Regions from separate parts of the Homo sapiens genome. Here regions 1 and 3 are each linked to region 2. The links are chromatin loops, found by intact Hi-C in ENCODE. Cell type or tissue: IMR-90. All regions are shown on one strand. Region 1 overlaps IL17RD (interleukin 17 receptor D). Region 2 holds the start of PDE12 (phosphodiesterase 12). Region 3 has its middle 5.3 kb from the start of IL17RD.

Region 1 (2,500 bases), 460 kb before region 2:
GCCATCCATCCATTTTTGTATCACATGGAGTCATTACCACTCCTGCCCTACAAGTGAGGGGACAGAAGCGCAGTGCTTTTGGCACCTTGCCCAAGTCACACCCTACATAGGATATCCTCAAGGAAGCAACAGGTGGTAGAGAGCACAGGACAGAGAAACTGAGGTTGGTTGATCTGGTGAGTGAGGTGCCTAGATTGGAGGGGCAGATTCTGGAGAGAAGGCTGGCAGGCTCTGAGAGGAGGATGTGGATGAGTGACTCCAAAGTGAGCTGGGAGATGGGGCTCAGGCCTGGATGCCAGTCACCCACAATTATAGGTGACTCACATCCAGACAGTGACTGACAAAGGGGACCTATCTCGACACTCTCATAGCCTCAGGCTCACCTATGTTGTTTACTAGTTGGTCCATGGCTGGAGAGGAGGCTAGTGAACTGCATTAACATGGTCATTCTGAGTAACTCACTCAGGACTGGCTAGCACCTTCCTCTATGGCTTCACACAGGTATACAAGGCTACATCTCTACAAGGCTGGTAATTGACAAAGCTTTACCCCCAAAGGCGGTCTGGTAGAGAGACTGTGGGCGTGGCTGACAAAGGAGAGAAAAATCAGACATGTGTGGCCCCTTAGAGGACTTCACCTTCTCAGACCACTTTTACCTAATTCTACCAGAAACATCTCTTGGTTATTGTGTTGATGTCTTTCCTTCTGTAGTTATTAATTCCCAATGGCTATGACGAAACACAGCAGCCACACTATCTTACAGGGAAGGGCATTCTGAAACGACTTTGTTCTCCTCTTCTGCTCTAAGATGTTACCAATGGGGAAAAAGCCCCAACATCCATCCACTTGCTGAAAATAACCCTGAATTGTCTTATACTTTCCTTAATTCTTGTTAACATTACACATGCTAAAAGCTCAGTGGGAGTATATACCAAGCATTTTTTAAATGTTTCTATCTTTGACCCAGCAATTCCATTTCCAGGCATCTTTCTTGGGAAATCATCACAAATGGGACAATATTGAACCACTGAGATGTTTAATATTTGTATTAACTCAGTTATGGCAAATCAATATGGAGGATCATGTAGCTATTTAAAATTGCAGTTGACATATAACTACTAATAGTGTAAAAAATTATTAAGAGACTGCAAAAAATCATTTCAATCAGCCCCAAAGGCAAAACTGTACGTGTGAGTTCACCTATATGGAAAAAGACTGGAAGGAAATAAACCACACATGAAATATGAGTTCCTCTTTCTAAGATTTTCCTTAATCAGTTTGGGATTCCAGACAATGTTTTATTTATCATCCTTTTCTAGTTCCAAATTTTCTACAATAACTATTACACTAATAACTGGAAGAGCGTTTTCCCCAGAGGCTAAATACTTGTGAAGTAGAGCAAACTTGGTTGCCCGTGGTATCTGAAAACTGTGTGCCATTGGCTAGAGTGTAGTTATTTTTCAGCACGTGCTGATCCACCAACCTCACGCTTTCATGCAGAGGGAAACTAGGCTAGCGTAGTATGTTATGTTGACACTAGGGGGCAGCCTCACCACATGGAGAGATTCTGAAAAACATGCCAATGGGCAGTTTCAAAGCAAAAACAACTTCCAATCACACAGTTATTGTACAGTTCTTGCATTTTCAAGAAACAGGGTATGTCTTGCATGAGAGTTTCAGACTTCACTCTAAAAATGTACATTCTGACATTATAGAAAAGCATATTAATAAGATATTAATAACTCAAGAGAACAGCTAAGAAACCAGAGCAGATCATTTCAGTGCTTGACAAAATATTGTTTTCTGGGAGTGCTCCCTTCCTACCTCCCTGTTCTCTCTGGCCAGTGCCGTCTCCTGCATCATGAGTTTCTCCCTGTCTATGATTCCACCAGTCAATGGTCAAACAGCTTCACAGAGCCCTTCGTTTATCACTTCTCCCTGGACCTCAAGATCCCCTCTAATGGCAGCCCCGTCCTTCATTCCCCTTCTCAGCAGAACTCCTCCAAACAATTGTGCGAACTCACTGCTTTACTTGCCACTCTCTCTTTGACTCTCCAAGTGGGGCTTCTGTCCTGAACATGCTCACTAGGATGTCATGAGTGACACCCCTCAACTCCAATTGCATGTTTCCACGGAAGCTACTGGTCTTCTTAATGCTTACAAAACTTCCTGCCAGGTGGGTGCCACTCAAAGCTTTAGAGCAGGAGTTTGTCAGAGTTAGAACTAAGTATTATGAAATATTTAGTGCTGGTGATGGGTAAGACAGACTGAAAAAAGAGTGCGAGACTATCCCCAGTTTGAAAGCTGTGGCACTAGTCAAGGGCAGGTGTCACCACAGGAGGCCCAGAAGAGAGGAGAAGGCAGCGGGGAGAGAGTACAGGGCAAGTGTCCTGGCCAGGGTAGGAGAAGGAACTTTAGATTCCGCACCTCACAGCCACAGAAGTCCTGGAGGAAGTAGGCGAAACACTGGACGACATTCATGTGATTCTGGCCATCTTTA
Region 2 (2,500 bases):
GGTGTGTGCCTGTAGTCCCAGCTACTTGGGAGGCTGAGGCACGAGAATCGCTTGAACTCTGGAAGCCGAAGTTGCAGTAAGCCAAGATCGCACAGCTGCACTCCAGCTTGGGTGAAAGAGCAAGGCCCTACCTAAAAAATAAAAAAATAAAATAAACAGATAAACAACTATTTCTTAATATATGCCCCATTATTATTCCTTATCTGAAATTGAATTTAACTGAGATCCTGTAATTTTATTTGTTAAATGTAGTAACTAAATAGAGTCTTCCTATTTACTAACTAAAAATAAACACTGGGTGGCTCTTGCCTGTTTGTACTTGAGAGGGTTAGGCGGGAGGATCGCACGAGCCCTGGAGTTCGAGGGGGCAGTGAGCTATGATCAGGCCACTGCACTCCAGCTTGGGCGTCAAAGTGACAACCTGTCTCTAATAAAAAATAACAAACAGCCTTCCGCAGTTTGTCAGTACTATTTCTTTCTGCCAATTAATAGTTGTGTGACCCTGAGCAGGTAATATCTCGGGACTCTGCATCTGTAAAGCGATGGATAAAGAGACCTACCTCATAAGAACTATGAGGCTTAAATAAGATAGTGTGTGTAGCGTTTCTCGCATAGTCTGCGCTCACTAAACGGAGTTATTGTATATCGTTCGTTGTTAACTACCACAAAGGCTCTGCTCAGAGGTGCGTAGGCGCTGGCTCAGCCTGGGGTGAACCCACCAGGCCACCGAAACGAGCGATCAGGGTCGGCAAAGCTGTGGAGATGAAATGGGCAACACCTTCCACACTGCGAGTAAAGCTCGCAATCCGGGTGGAGGCCTCCACGTCCTAGCGCAGTCCAGTCCCGGGCGCAGGGAGGAGAGCTGGTCAGCCAAGATTCCAAGACAGGTGTCCACCTCCTCCAACGAAGCGGAACACGTGACACCACCCTATCCACTTCCGGCTTGGAGGGCATGCCCTCCCGTCACCAGCATGCACTTTCGACAAAACCGTGGAATCTAGTATTTTCCTCTGACACCTTTATATTTTCTTCACTTCCCTATAATTCTGACCTATCGTGTAGGTAAAAATTAATCTTCAGAGTATTACAGACATGCGTGCCCACGCGCTAGGCGAAAGTGCGAGTCGGAAGCACTTCATTCCCTCTCTTCGCTAGCCGGAAGTCGCGAGATCTGAATGAGTCAAAGCCGGCGGCCTCGGCTCCTCAGCTCCACCTGACAGTAGGCCGCTGATCGGCCGCGGGTCTTGTCGACCGCTAGGCCACCAGGTTCATGTGGAGGCTCCCAGGCGCCCGCGCCGCGCTTCGGGTGATCCGGACGGCGGTGGAGAAGCTGAGCCGGGCTGAAGCGGGGAGCCAGACAGCGGCGGGAGCGATGGAGCGCGCTGTAGTGCGCTGCGTACCTTCGGAACCCAAGCTGAGCCTGTCATTCGCTTTGGCTGATGGTAGCCACAAGAACATGCAGCGCGACCAGAGCGAGCCGCTGGGTCGAGTCCTCAGCCGCATCGCTACCAATGCCCTAAAGGGTCACGCTAAGGCGGCCGCCGCCAAGAAGAGCAGGAAGAGCCGGCCGAATGCTAGCGGCGGTGCGGCCTGTTCAGGGCCGGGGCCTGAGCCGGCTGTGTTCTGCGAGCCCGTGGTGAAGCTGTACTACCGGGAAGAGGCAGTGGCTGAGGACGTGCTCAACGTGGATGCCTGGCAAGACGGCGCGGTGCTGCAGATCGGCGATGTTAAGTACAAGGTGGAGCGCAACCCGCCCGCCTTCACCGAACTGCAGTTGCCGCGCTACATCATGGCCGGGTTCCCTGTGTGCCCCAAACTCAGCCTCGAATTTGGGGATCCCGCCAGCTCCCTTTTCCGCTGGTATAAGGAAGCCAAGCCCGGAGCGGCGGAGCCCGAGGTCGGTGTCCCCTCGTCATTGTCTCCCTCCTCACCTTCTTCTTCTTGGACTGAGACTGATGTGGAGGAGCGTGTCTACACCCCGTCCAATGCCGACATCGGGCTAAGGCTCAAGCTTCACTGCACCCCAGGCGATGGGCAGCGCTTTGGGCACAGCCGGGAGTTGGAAAGTGTGTGTGTGGTAGAGGCTGGGCCTGGCACCTGCACTTTTGACCACCGGCATCTCTACACGAAGAAGGTGACTGAGGACGCTCTCATCCGCACTGTCTCTTACAACATCCTGGCAGACACGTACGCGCAGACTGAGTTCTCGCGAACGGTTCTGTACCCATACTGTGCCCCCTACGCCCTGGAGCTCGACTACCGCCAGAACCTTATCCAGAAGGAACTCACCGGCTACAACGCCGATGTCATCTGTTTGCAGGAGGTTGACCGCGCAGTGTTTTCTGACAGCTTGGTACCCGCCCTAGAGGCCTTCGGGCTCGAGGGGGTGTTTCGAATCAAGCAGCACGAAGGCCTGGCCACTTTCTACCGAAAGTCTAAGTTCAGCCTTCTTAGCCAGCATGACATTTCATTCTACGAAGCCCTCGAGTCCGACCCACTT
Region 3 (2,500 bases), 390 kb before region 2:
AAGAGACTGTCACCACCTCCCCCTCTTTGGAACAAAGCTGAGAATTAAACAGATAAAATCACCTTAAAATAAGCTGTTGATGAAATGTAAATATATTTTCCCACTCTAATTATAACCTAGCCAGATAAGAAAAATCCTTAACGCAAGGATTGGATTTTGTTAGGGGTCAAATTATCCCGTGAAACATAAAAAAAGATAAAGTGATGGTGGAAGTAATTTGTATCATGAATCATTTTGAGCAGGGAATAACTAAATACTATTTTAATGAACAGTGTTAGAAGCAGTCGGCCCAAATTCTAATTTATTTTGGTATTGTGAGAAATTAGTGTATGTTTTCTGTATTAATAAAGACATTAAAGGTAAAGAGTGTCACTGTACCCCTGACCCCAGTCTCCCAGAGGGCTGAGGGTGCAAGGTTTCCCAGGCTTTGGAGGGAGCAGTATGTGGAGAACTGGTACCCACCTGCAAGCCCTTAGTCCCTGAGACCCCACAAGACTGCCTGGATGTCAATCAGGCTACCTGGCAGTCTTGGCTCCAATGGGGTAGGCGTCATCATCCCCACTGCACAGATGGGGAAGCTGATGCTCAGCGAGGGGAAGTCTGCTCGCGGTCACAGAGCTGGGGTTCAAACCGGACCCCGATCGCCTGGCCTGGGACCGCCTTGCCTGGGACGAAAGGCCCCAGACTCAGCTGATTCCTCCAGACTCTTCCTGTCTAGGACGCCAAAAACATGGCCTTCCTAAACCCAGCCTTGGCGCCTCCTGCACAGCCCAGAGACCCAGGGCGGCGGACAACAGAAAACCTGGGGCGGCGGACCCAACCCTGCGCCCAGAAATCCCAGGACGCCCACCCCATAGTTCTGGAGCGGTGCGTACCTTGGCCACTACACGGAATTCACCGGCCCACGGCCACTTCCCGTTTCTTTTCCCGGAGGAAAAGAAGAGCGGATGTCTAGTCTCCAAGGTAACCGCGAGGGGGCGCGCGCAGTCCAGGTCGGAGACCGCCGCCCCAGACTACCCTGCACTGCGACCGCACAACAAGTCTTTCTAGATCAAAGCCGCCAGGGCAGGTGGGAGTACTCTGCTGTTATTCAGAGCTGGTGCTAAGCTTTAGGGGAAGTAGAGTCCAGGGGGTCGTAAGAAAACGGATCAAATGGGTCCTTTCAGTAACCATGTGGCTTTGGGCAACTCCATCTCTCTGGATGTCAGTTTTCTCAGATGGCAATACTGGAATGACGGGGATGCAGACCTCGGGTTTTTTTTGTTTGTTTGTTTTTTGTTTTTTTTCCGAACCTGAAGTAAGCAAATGACTTAGAGCCTGAGTGAATGTTACTGCAGGTAGTGGACCAGGAGTTGATGCAGCCAGGGCCAGCTCTTATTTGCAATTCAGTTAAGACCTGGGGAAATGGCCACGTCTAATCTTCAGGAGATAACATCCTGGCTTGGATCCGCACTATACTGGAAGGCTAAGGACCATATCCTGTTTTCCATTCATTAATTAATTCATTTAACAAGTATCAATGGAATCTCTGCACCATATCAGACATTATGCCAGGAGTGGGGATCAGAGTGAACAACAGGGCACTGTCATAGTTGTCATTAACCTGCAAACAAACATTCCATGGAGGACACTGGCATTACTCAAATAGCCCTATGACTAGGGAGGAATTACTAGTAGATGAGTTGTTTTTGAAGAAGGGATCCCTGAGCTAAGATTCCAAATATAAGAGTTACCTGGGCAAAGGGGAGGGGAGCAGAGAGAGGAGAACTGTTCTGGGCAGAAGGAATAGCATGTGCAAAGGCCCTGGGGCAGTAGGGAATGTGGCAACTTCAAGGAGCTGAAAGAGGCTAATGTGGTTGGAGAGCAGTCAGGTGTGGCGGAATGGTGCAAGGTGAGCTGGTGAGGCCTACAGGGGCAGCCAGGCAGTACTTTATGTCCTGGTTTGAACCTAAAAGTAGCTAACAGCTTCTTAGGATTACTTTAAGGGCAGAAGTGGGGCTATATTTTGAAAAGATTCCTGTATTCCAAGTGCTGAGCACAGGGTATTTCCTGGCATTTAGCCAGCATTTGATAAATACTGTTGAGTGAATGAATGAATGATCACCATCTTTACTGAAATTCTGAGTTTTAATGTCTTGAATGAATCCAAGACTCATTAAAAACCCTAGGAAAACATCCAACCCTACTAAAGCTCCAAATAATGCGAATGAAACAAACTGCAGAAACATTTTCTTGTCATCTTTTGAGGTTATTTTTATTTTGTAAATTTCTGTCTTATTTTTAATAGACTTTTAAAAGAATAATTATAGATTTACAGAAAAACTGAGATGACGGTACAGGAGTTCTTATACAAAAGAAACCAGAGTTTCTTTAGTTATTAACATATTACATTAGTAAGGCACAATTAATGAACTGAGGCTGATACATTATCATTAAAGTCCAAACTTTATTCAAATTTCCTTAGTTTTTACTTAATATCCTTATTCTATCCAGGATCCCA

What was found. A loop is a pair of places that touch in the nucleus more often than their neighbours do. Peaks named below come from ENCODE experiments on the same cell type or tissue, not always from the same donor. Only the 100,000 strongest peaks of a DNase experiment are listed, where the experiment ranks them.
Region 1: a loop joins it to region 2, with 6 times the contacts of the local background. A loop is called at or near these places in 5 of 110 quality-filtered maps.
Region 3: a loop joins it to region 2, with 4 times the contacts of the local background. A loop is called at or near these places in 16 of 110 quality-filtered maps.

Annotation. Positions count from the first base shown.
Region 1 is chr3:57,098,752-57,101,251 of GRCh38, forward strand. It overlaps IL17RD (interleukin 17 receptor D), which reads right to left. Exons shown (of 13, transcript NM_017563.5): 11 at 2,428-2,500. Among named protein-coding and RNA genes, the nearest start is that of SPATA12, 39 kb to the left of the region's middle. In IMR-90, a CTCF peak has its summit at 1,530 (motif pointing right); a DNase peak (open chromatin) is centred at 1,530.
Region 2 is chr3:57,555,110-57,557,609 of GRCh38, forward strand. It overlaps PDE12 (phosphodiesterase 12), which reads left to right and starts at 1,165. Exons shown (of 3, transcript NM_177966.7): 1 at 1,165-2,500. The coding sequence starts at 1,271. It also overlaps a transcript of DNAH12 not described here. RefSeq lists enhancers at 659-1,438, 1,929-2,098. In IMR-90, no CTCF peak of the experiment used is centred here; a DNase peak (open chromatin) is centred at 1,162; H3K4me3 peaks cover 2,147 bases; H3K27ac peaks cover 1,926 bases.
Region 3 is chr3:57,169,358-57,171,857 of GRCh38, forward strand. It overlaps a transcript of IL17RD not described here. Among named protein-coding and RNA genes, the nearest start is that of IL17RD, 5.3 kb to the left of the region's middle. In IMR-90, a CTCF peak has its summit at 967 (motif pointing right); no DNase peak of the experiment used is centred here; H3K4me3 peaks cover 378 bases; H3K27me3 peaks cover 17 bases.